Linked DNA regions of Homo sapiens: all the other regions are linked to region 2. The links are chromatin contacts, found by Hi-C in ENCODE. All regions are on one chromosome and are shown on one strand. The core of a region is the stretch at or near the end of the contact, and the rest is flanking DNA. Distances in the headings are between cores, read along the strand shown.

Region 1 (3,350 bases), core at 691-3,190, 2.0 Mb after region 2:
GTTTGTGATACTGAACTATGCAACTAAAAGTTTGGTGTCATAGTTAATGTTCAATTATAGTGAAGGAGAAAAGTGACACCAATATATCAAAGATGAAGCTAATCCAATACGTGTACACTAGAGTTGTCCATGTAGCTTACTATTCCAACTCTGAGGGGTACCAAGAAATATTGTAGTATTTTTGATCTTATTAGTTTCTTCTCTACAAAAAAGTGGATTTGTTATTCTAAGTATCTACCAGTGATCTTTAATAACTTGGACATAAATGTATGGAAACTTTACTTTCCATGCCTTTGTACTTTTAGTTGCAACACTTTCTTGGGGGTAACATCTTTTTAAAGTTTACTCACACCGTATAGTGTTTTATTAATTTAGTTTGAGAACTAAAGAGGTAACATTTCAAGAAGTCCTTAGTTCTAGGAACTGGTAAATGAAGCCACATTCAGTCATTTTGTATGCTTTTTTTACTCAATAAATATTGATCTTAATATATCACCTAAGCTTTGTGTTTCTCAGCTTAGAAGTTTTAATTGTTTGAGTCTATCTTGATACAGAGTCTAGTCAACCTCTCTAATGATTCTACATGCTGCTCTCTATACTTCATTCAGTTTAGTTGTACTGTCATTGAGATGTGAATTCATCCAGGAAAAGCAGATACTTTGCTGCCTCAGACATATCTAATTTTAAAAATGTTTTATTTCCAAAACCCTTTCCTAGGGGTGCCCAGCATTGTGTTTCTCCTTAACTACAGAAGCAAAGTAAGCTGATTTTAGGAAAAATTGTTTCTAGTTCTTTCTAAACATTGGTTTAGACTTTTAGTAATTGATAAGATCTCATATCTTACACATATATGTCTATATCACTGTTCTCTAAGGTTAATCCTTTAACAATGGCACATGTTAAAGATCATACACCAGTTTTCTTTCTACTTAGGCAGTGTTGGAAGTGTTGATGTTGTAGTTGTTTGTATTTTATTTTCCCTGTAAGCTCAGACAGTTCACTACTGAAGTGAGTTTCATATCACCTACAAACTTGAAACCCACTGTGTGTGTGTGTGTGTGTGTGTGTGTAAAATGTTGGTGTGAAACTTTGTCAAAATGTTTCGAAAGTCTAAATAAATAGCACTCAGTGGTTTCCCTTTGGACATATGCTTATTTCTATATTCCCTTCTTGATTAATTTTTAGCTTTATTATGGAGGTTTTCAAACACACAAAAGTGGAGAGAAAAGGTTATAAACTACTGTGTACCCATCTTAGCAACATGTTGCTTTCTTTTTTGTTGTTGTTATATCTATCCTTTTCCCTCAGTTCTTTTTTCTAGGAATATTTTAAGGTGAATCCTGAATACCATATAATTTCATCCATACATACATCTATCTGATAACAGAAAAGTACTCTTTAAGAAATTCAACAGAATTTCCATAACTTCTTAGTATCTGGTCCAAGTCATCTAAATTGTCTCTCAAAGGTTATTAGCCAAGACTCCTCAATATATAAACCGTAACTCTCATGGATATTGCATCTGTAACTTTTATGGAGATGCCATTATCATATCAAGATTAGAAATCAGATTGAGAGCCTTTTGTTTCCAGAATCTCCTCTGGAGTCCTTCTTATGGGTGTGAGTCACACTGGCAAGCTGCCATTCTTCTCACATAGTAGTGGTTATTAACAACAGGTCACACATTTTGGCCACCGGTTCCATATTTTACCCTTGAGTTCCTTTAGCAGTCTTGGGTGAATGCCATCTGGGCCTGGTGATTTATTTACATTTCGTTTGCCACTTGGGTCTGGGAAAGTCCTGTTTTCCACTGTTTGTTCCAATTCCTCTGACCTGACGGCTTTAAAGCAAGATGCAAGTGAGACTCTTTTCTAAAGTCTTCTTCAGTAAAGACTGAAGCAAACAATTCATCGATCCTTCCTGCTATCACCTTTTCATCCCTGAATGGCCTTTGCATTTTCTAGCTGGCTTCCTGACTTTGTTATACTTAAAGGGGTTTGCATTTTTGCTTTGGACTCCCCTGTGAGGTGCTCTATTGATTTCTTCATGGACCATTTGTTTTTAGTTTGCTTCTGACCTGCTCTACATTCCTTTTCTTTGAGAGTAGCAAGTTTTACATTTAAAAATATTTGTATGGCCTTTTCGTGTTACCAACTTGGCATTTGAGGCTCTTGTTGAAGAGCTCTCTGTTCTGATTGTAGCTCACATTTCTCCTGGTCTCCCAATGAGGTGTTTTAATGTGGTCTCTATGGGGTACTTGTTTATTTTGAAAACGTTTCCTACCCATATGTGTACTTTTCTCTTCCTTTCCCTTTCACGAATTGCAAAATCACAAGATGGAAATGGAACTTGAGGCTTTCCCTGTCCCACTTGAATGTCTGGCTCATAAGTGTAATTGCTGTTAATGAGTGGTTCTCCCACAAGCTACTTCTGGCTTTATTTCACAATCCACTCCTGAGAATCATAGGATCCATGTCTAGTTTTGGGAGGTGCTATCCAACTTCCTTCTGTAGCCACAGACCAGCCTTGTGGGCAGTTGTTAAGGCTAGCGTTTCCATACTTGCATTTAACTGACTGGACAAGGGGGAGAAGTGAGTGGTAACTTGTTCAAAATTTAGGAAGAGCCAACTCGAGATTCATCATTTTATCATTTGGTTTATTACTTACAACATGGATAATATGCCACAGATAATTAAGGTTTGATCTTACATGTTGGTTAGATGATATAGAGCATCAGAGTCTAAGAGAAATGTATTGTGCATTACATGCCCAACTTAAAATTTTCTGGTTACCATATTCTGAAAAGTAAAAAGCAACAGGTGAAATTTTCAATGATATATTTTATTTAACCCCAGTAGTTAAAATGTAATGATCTTAACATGTAATCAATATATACATTATTAATACGATTTTTATATGTTTTATACTAAATCTTTGAAATCCAGTGTGTACTTTCTATTTACAGCACATTTCAATTAGAACCAGCCATATGTCAAGTACTTAGTAGCCACATTTGAAAGTGTCTATCATATTGGACAGTGTAGCCTTTGAGAGGGTTATATAGGGTCCTCCTCAGAAAACAGTCTTTTATTCATGAATTCTACAGAAATCATTCAGAATTCACACACACACACACACACACACACCCACACACCATTTTACTTACATCTGTGATAGCCCATCAGAGTAACAAACTCTGAAGGAGGCATTTTACCTGACAAGAACAAAGTTGATGAATATATTTAACTGTATTACTCTAATGTACTTGGTATATCTCCTCTAATTAAAATAAGATTATCTTACAACTTATGAAATGAAGATCTGGCATAATAGACTTAGAATATGATGAA
Region 2 (3,425 bases), core at 675-3,174:
GCCCACTTACCAACCTTTGCCATTTGGCTCTCTATCCCTGTTATTAGAATAAATCCCTGGCTAGTGTACTGACTTAATTTTCAACTTTCTTTCATGCCTGGAGGGTTGGGGTGGGGGTAGTAGCAGAATATGGGGAATTTTTCTGGATCGTTTCTGCACTTTCCTGGAGATAAGGGAAGTTTTGGGGTTGGGTTTGGAGGTATTACCTCAGACCTCTTCCACCATTCTGTTGTGACAATCAAATCAGACTTCCTAGTACCAGTATTAGGTTTTTTCCCTCTACTTCAATAGAAGAAACCTTAGTTTAGTTCTCTGAATCCTCCTTTTTTTTTTTTTTTTTTTTTTTTTGAGACAGAGTCTTGCATCTTCCCCCAGGCTGGAGTGCAATGATGCGATCTTGGCTCACTGCAACCTCCACCTCCCAGGTTCAAGCAATACTCCTGCCTCAGCCTCCCAAGTAGCTGGGATTACAGGCATGTGCCAGCGCACCCGGCTAATTTTTGTATTTTTGGTAGAGACGGGGTTTCACCATGTTGGCCAGGGCTGGTCTCGAACTCCTGACACCAAGTAATCCGCCCACCTTGGCCTTCCAAAGTGCTGGGATTATAGATGTAAGCCACTGCGCCCAGCTGAATCTTCCTCTTCAGTATCTTTGTGGCACTGTTTTCTTCCCTTTCATCAGTTGGTAAATGCTTTAAGTACTTTGAAAGCCAAATCTAAAGCTTTCAAATAAGGAAGTAGAGGTATGGGTCAACACAATAGCCATTACCTATTTTCATTGTCCTAAAAATATTTCTTCACTCTTCCAATACCTAAAAGTCTAAAGTTAGAGAATCATTTAGCTCATCTTCGTTTTAGAATAGCATTTGCTGAAGGCAAGTATAGGAGATCAGAATATGCCACCCCAAAATATGTCACTCTGGCATAAGAATTATTTTGAGCTGAAGGCACTCGAGAAATAGCAAATGCAGGAAGAACTCTGTGACCTCTCAAATGTTCTTATCTAAAAGCAGGTTATAAAATTTCCCATGAGAAAAGTGTTCTTCCTGAACCAGGAATAGAAGAACATTCTTAACACTGGAGACTGGGAGTTACTGCCAAAAGAGAACTAAACAAACAAACTACACAAACTGAAAACAATCCTTATCTTCCACTGGTTTCCCCCATATATTTCCTGGTCACTGCCTCACAATGTACTGCCCCTAGCCTAATACCCTTTGTCTTGTATCCTCACAATTTATCATTCTTTGTTTTAAAAGGTATACACACTTTTGAGCCTAACTGCTTTTTCAGACATTCATTTTCCTTATGAGGGCTCCCATGCATGTAAAAATATTAAATAAAACTTGTATGCTTTTTCCCTGTTACTCTGTCTTATGTTAGTTTAATTCTCAGGCCCAGCCACAGAACCTAAGAGGGTAGAAGAAAGTTTTTCCTCCCCTATACAAGAAAGGGGCTTATTTCGTCTCCTGCCTTAAGCTGGTCAATGGTACTTCACACAGCTTGAGCTTCCAGTCTTCCAAACCAGACCTTTTTGGAACTGAAACAAAATCATATCATTTTTTTTTTCTCCTTGAATGAGTACCTAGATCTTAGAAATAGAAGTCATATTATGAAGATCTTATTTTGGAATTCTAAGCAAGAATTTAGCTCTTTTATTTTAGGTTTTATCTGTTCTCCTATATGAGAACAATATTTATAAATTAGGAGAAATGGTAAAAGAAAGTTAACAATGGGGAGTAAAAAGATCAACGTTTCAATATCTAAAAATATTCTGTTACAGTTGCTTTTATGATCATTTTGAAACAGGATACTTCTACTGCACTTACTGTGTGCAACTGTAGGAGAATTACATGTGACGTATCCTTTTAAGAACTTCTACTTATTTTTTGATCACATCTTCGATAACTTTGAATGTATAGTCTGAGGGTGTTTCCTTTTTATTTTGGCTATTTAATGAATTGGTTCTTATATAACTATAATGATCATGAATCTTCTTTGTAAATAAGTTACTTTCAGTTACACTCATTTAGGACTTGAAAATTGCAGACTGTAGTGATGGAAAGGGGGAAGTGAGAACTAGAGTTAAACAAAACAGAACAAGATTATGGTAATATCAACAGAAATTAAAAATAGGAGGTCAGGTGGCTTTTGTTATCTATGCCAGTTGTAGGGATTGTGTCTTTTCTTGCTGGTTTAGTAATTTTGGTGCCTATTGTTAAATGTGATAACATCCCTGGCCAGATTTTTGTTCAGGGCCCACTTACAAGTCTGCAATAGGGAAAGTGGGGACAGGCTGCATCTAAAAGGGCTTTACTCAAGGCCTTGTCCGTCGAGTTCACTAATATAATCCGAATATGTAGTAGAGTGGTTGGCATATAGGTGCTCAAATAATGATAATAATAAGATTAATAATAAAATCAGCTGACAGTTATATGATTCTTAGTACATATTGAGCACTGTTATAAGACTTTTAGATATAGGCCGGGCATGGTGGCTCACACCTGTAATCCCAGCACTTTGGGAGGCCAAGATGGGCAGATCACCTAGGTCAGGAGTTTGAGACCAGCCTGGCCAACATGGTGAAACCCTGTCTCTGCTGAAAATACAAAATTAGCCAGGCATGGTGGTGCATGCCTGTAATCCCAGCTACTCAGGAGGCTGAGGCAGGAGAATCTCTTGAACCTTGGAGGCGGAAGTTGCAGTGAGCCCAGATTGCACCATTGCACTCCAGCCTGGGTGACAAGAGTGAAACTCCATCTCAAAAAAAAAAAAAAAAAAAAAAAAACAAAGACTTTTAGATATATTGATTCATTCATTTCTCCCAACAATCTATGAGGTGATATTGTTAGTACAGTATCAATATCACCTCATTTTTACAGATGAGGAAATTGATGCACGTAAGTTAAGTGATTTTCCCAAGTTCTAATGGCTAACAGCTGGTAGAACCAAGATACAAACTTAAGCTGTCTGGCATTGGAGTCCACCTCTTAACCACTAAGCTGCATCTTTTGTTTGTTTATTGTTTATGATATTGATTGAATGAATGAATGAAGCCTGCAAGGGTATTGCCAACATGAAAACATTGTCAGAGAGAAAAGAAGTCAAGCTGATAGTTGAAAGAGATGAGGATGTATGTTGAGCCAGACAGGTCAAGTGAAGATGTAGTAGTAAAATGAACATCAAGGTTGGGGAATCCCTGTCAGTGGGAAGGCAAGAGAAGGAGAAAGAGAAGGAAAGAGATACAATCCAGATCAGGTATTTCTCAAAGAAACATTCCGCAAGTCTTTTTTCTTACCCTGTTGGTATAAACAAGTGGCACACCTACTTTATCAGATTATAAGAAAACAGCTATTTTCTCATAAGAAAATTGTTTAATGCATCCACATCCTTACACAATAGATTCTAAGTGGCATTATGATAAA
Region 3 (3,475 bases), core at 499-2,998, 1.2 Mb after region 2:
TCAGGATAATTTCTTGAAAGCAATAATTATTCTGTGACTCAGAATTAAACATACAACGTTCAGTCCTATAATAGAGCAAATATATTAAGAAAAAGAATCTTTTAGCCCTGCACTGTACTACCAGTTCACTTTGCTCCCTAGCAGGAAGGGCATTCCCATAGCTCTCTGCTGTTCTTGCCCATCTGGGAATACTCACACGAGTAGGGCAAGTGGGCCCATCAGTTGTGCTGGTCTAAGCTCCCCATGTCTCATTGCTTTCCTGCCTCTGTGTCTTTGCCTACATGGTGTTGCCCACTTGTAACACCTGCTCACACCTTTGCTTATGAAGATCCTGCCCATACAATTACAGCCAGTGCTGGCAGACATTACTGGTGCCACTCATTCATTTGTTCCACAAATTTGTACTGAACAGCAATTATTGCCAGGCACTGATCTCACTGCTGTGAGTAATCACACCGAACAAGCATTATCTCTCCTATTTTTTCCTTCTTTGCATCTGAACTTGTCTCTTAGTACCTATATTACAGTTGTTCCTTTGATCTTGAGAGCTCCAACAGGGTTATAGTTCAGAGCTTGGGACACAGGAGAAAGCACTTTTTCAAATTTATTGGATTGAAGAGAAGGAAAAGTGCTGAATTTGACAGAATGAAACAGCATTGGATATAAATATGCTCAGAAACTTATACAAGGTAGTCAAACTTGAAGAAGGCTGAATTGGTTTAAGAGATTCAAGGAAACTTTTGGCTTCACAGGGAGATGTAAGAAGGCAATTAGGTACCATTAGGGCCAAATTTGTCTTTTGTCATCATGCGGAAGAAAGATTAAAAAGGTTAAAGATGAAATTTAGAGAGTGTTCCGAGTTGGAGTTTCATCAAAAGGAGCAGGGAAATAGGATAGAGAAAAAATAATTACGGAAACCAGTATAAAGAAAATCTGTGAAAATTCCTTATTTTTTAAAAGTACACTTTTTGTACAGGGAGTACTCCCAAGAGTAGCAGAGAACATTACAGAAATGTTACAGAAATAGAGAAAGTGATTTATATAAAGAACATGTTTTCATATGTATCATTTTTGATATGCCTCTCCCTTCTGCTCAACCACCACAGACAGGAGGTTCCCCTAGAGTTTATGGCTGATCAAATCTGATGTTTAAAATACATTGTTTCTGAAGAAAACTGTGGTCTGATCTAAGATGTGATATACAGGAAGCTGCTGTTATAATTTAATCTGGGCCATAATTGTTTTACAACTTAGGTAACTTTTTAGACTTAGTGTATCTACCTGAATTGTGGTAGAGACAGGAATAATTTTCAGTGAACGTAATGAAAAGCTCAATCCTTAAGTGTTATAGTATTCAATACTCAACTGCTAAAATAATTTTAAAGTTGGCCAAGGCATAAAATTTATAGCCTGAAGTCTTGCCAAAATCACGGTAATGAGACCATAAATCAATAGAATGTCCCTAAAAATAAATTTTGCTGGTTATTTGTTGCATACATATTATTATTAAGGTTCCTTGCATATCTAAAATATTATTTTCCTTATGCATATGGTATATAATAAATGGATACTGTGGTACATTTTGTGTGCAGTATAGAATAGTGGTGAAAGCAAAAGAAGAAACGATATATTTAAAAATAAGCATTTCAGTATCGTTTTTCTTACTGTTCTATTCTCACCTCCTCCGTTAAGTTTAACAGGAAGTCACAACTCTCAGTTGCATAACTTGTGTTTTCCATTCTCTGCATATTTTTCAGCTGAGCACTTATTAGAAATATGAAGTCACTTCAAGTGACAACACCATCATGACACCTCCTATCAAAAGTGACGTCACTTTTGTCTATAATCAAAGCACTGGGGCTCTCCTACCAAATCATTTCACTTGCCATAGGGCTACTGCTGTAGATCATGCTTCTTTACGGGCTGCAGAGCTGGGGGCTGCCTTTGGAGTGGAGAGACAGCAATTACAAACGTTGAAGAGGATGGAGTTCTGCTTTCAGTTCAGCTCAGCAGCCACATAATGTATTGTTGAAGCAGTGGGAAGGTATGTTCCTACCCTCGCAGGCAAAATTTCACAGACTTTTATGTGTTGTCATTATTGCCATTGTTATTTTTTTGTTTCCAGAACTGATGTACTGAATCGCATATTAGTTTATGTGATAAAAAAGGTAAATTTGTTTTTTCCCTCTATATTTGGTATTTTGATTTTTTTTACAACAAGTATGAAAGTGTGTTACTTTTATAAACAGAAAAAAGTATCTGTTTTTCAATTCTACCAACACTTATGGAGGGTCTGCTATATGCCACACACTGTGCTGAGTATTGGGAATCCAAAGTTGAAAGAGATAATTCCACCTCCAGGTCATTTCATCAAAAACCCATTCACCAAGAACCCATTTGTCAAGGTGATTCCTGGTCCTTTGTTCTCAAAAACTCACAAGCTAAAAGAAAACACAGACATGTAAGCAGTCATGAGATGTCTGCTTCATTGGTGATGAACAAAGCTATTGTTCAAGGCTCAGAGAGGAAAATAATTCTTTGGAGGTTAGGAATGGATCCAATGAAATAAAGCAACCTTGGTGTCTCACCCTAGGAGACATAGCTTCATAAGAGGGTTGTGGGTTGGATTCCATCACCCACTTGTCCTTCTGTCTGGTTCATTTGTGCAAGACATAACCTGTCAACCACGCTTCAATGCCTTGGAGAACTCTACTGTTTTGAAAACATCTGCTTTGGTCTTGATGCTATCTTATCAGATTCTGCAAAAGCTGACCAGCCATTTCCGTTGTGTCTCATCAGGTCCTTAGTCACCTATGACAATTGGACCGAATGCTCCTCCCACAAGCAAAATCACCATAGCTTGTTTCCAATGAGAATCTTAGGTTACATTAAGTATCTGGGTGATTCAGCTGGTACCTGACCTCAGTCCTCAGAAATACTGACTTTCTGTCAATGCATAGACAGTGAAGAATAAATTTTGTATTTTCCTGTATATGTTATGCCAGGATTATATTCATCAATAAACTTCAATTTGGGAGGTGGAGAAGAGTCCAAAAATGTACTCTTATTCTAAATACTAGGTCCTCTTTCTGACTATTCAAGTAGGGCTACTTACAGAAGGCCAGATACAACTATATCTATTCTACATTACTGCTTACTTCCTGCAGGAGTAAGGTATTAGTCATATGGTACGTTTGGTTGAAATGAACATTATGACCACAGAAAAAACTTAGAATGTGTTGGATTGTCAGAAAAACTTCATTTGCTTGAATTGTGCTCTGATCATTACATGTAATGCTTTGGTAAGGGCCGTGATGGACAAAGTCAATGGTACTCTTCCATTCCCAATGTGAAGCTAAGATCACATATGTACCCTTTGTTCACTGATGCTGACAAGAGGGAATTGGTTTGATAATACAGTGCTTTTACACCTATGATACGACACCACCTTCTCTGCAGAATCATATCACCTGTA

Evidence for each region. Hi-C counts contacts between places; a loop is a spot of excess contacts on that map. Pooled maps may share reads with other maps.
Region 1: a map with no recorded cell type shows a loop between it and region 2 (3-fold over the local background). The contact joins two enhancer-like sites. A Hi-C loop is called at or near these places in 2 of 37 single-sample maps with no recorded cell type and 1 of 50 pooled maps.
Region 3: a loop to region 2 is called in a pooled map, with 5 times the contacts of the local background. The contact joins two enhancer-like sites. A Hi-C loop is called at or near these places in 2 of 37 single-sample maps with no recorded cell type and 1 of 50 pooled maps.

Annotation. Positions count from the first base shown.
Region 1 is chr2:191,925,816-191,929,165 of GRCh38, forward strand. The region is part of intron 1 of CAVIN2-AS1 (CAVIN2 and TMEFF2 antisense RNA 1); the gene reads left to right. Among named protein-coding and RNA genes, the nearest start is that of CAVIN2, 80 kb to the left of the region's middle. Within about 2 kb of position 1,941, at least 5 of the 41 ENCODE cell types and tissues checked have a DNase peak (open chromatin) inside an H3K27ac peak, as active enhancers do.
Region 2 is chr2:189,950,872-189,954,296 of GRCh38, forward strand. It overlaps a transcript of AKAP19 not described here. Among named protein-coding and RNA genes, the nearest start is that of MSTN, 110 kb to the right of the region's middle. RefSeq lists an enhancer at 2,279-2,348. Within about 2 kb of position 1,925, at least 3 of the 41 ENCODE cell types and tissues checked have a DNase peak (open chromatin) inside an H3K27ac peak, as active enhancers do.
Region 3 is chr2:191,112,828-191,116,302 of GRCh38, forward strand. The region is part of intron 3 of STAT4 (signal transducer and activator of transcription 4); the gene reads right to left. Among named protein-coding and RNA genes, the nearest start is that of STAT4, 36 kb to the right of the region's middle. Within about 2 kb of position 1,749, at least 5 of the 41 ENCODE cell types and tissues checked have a DNase peak (open chromatin) inside an H3K27ac peak, as active enhancers do.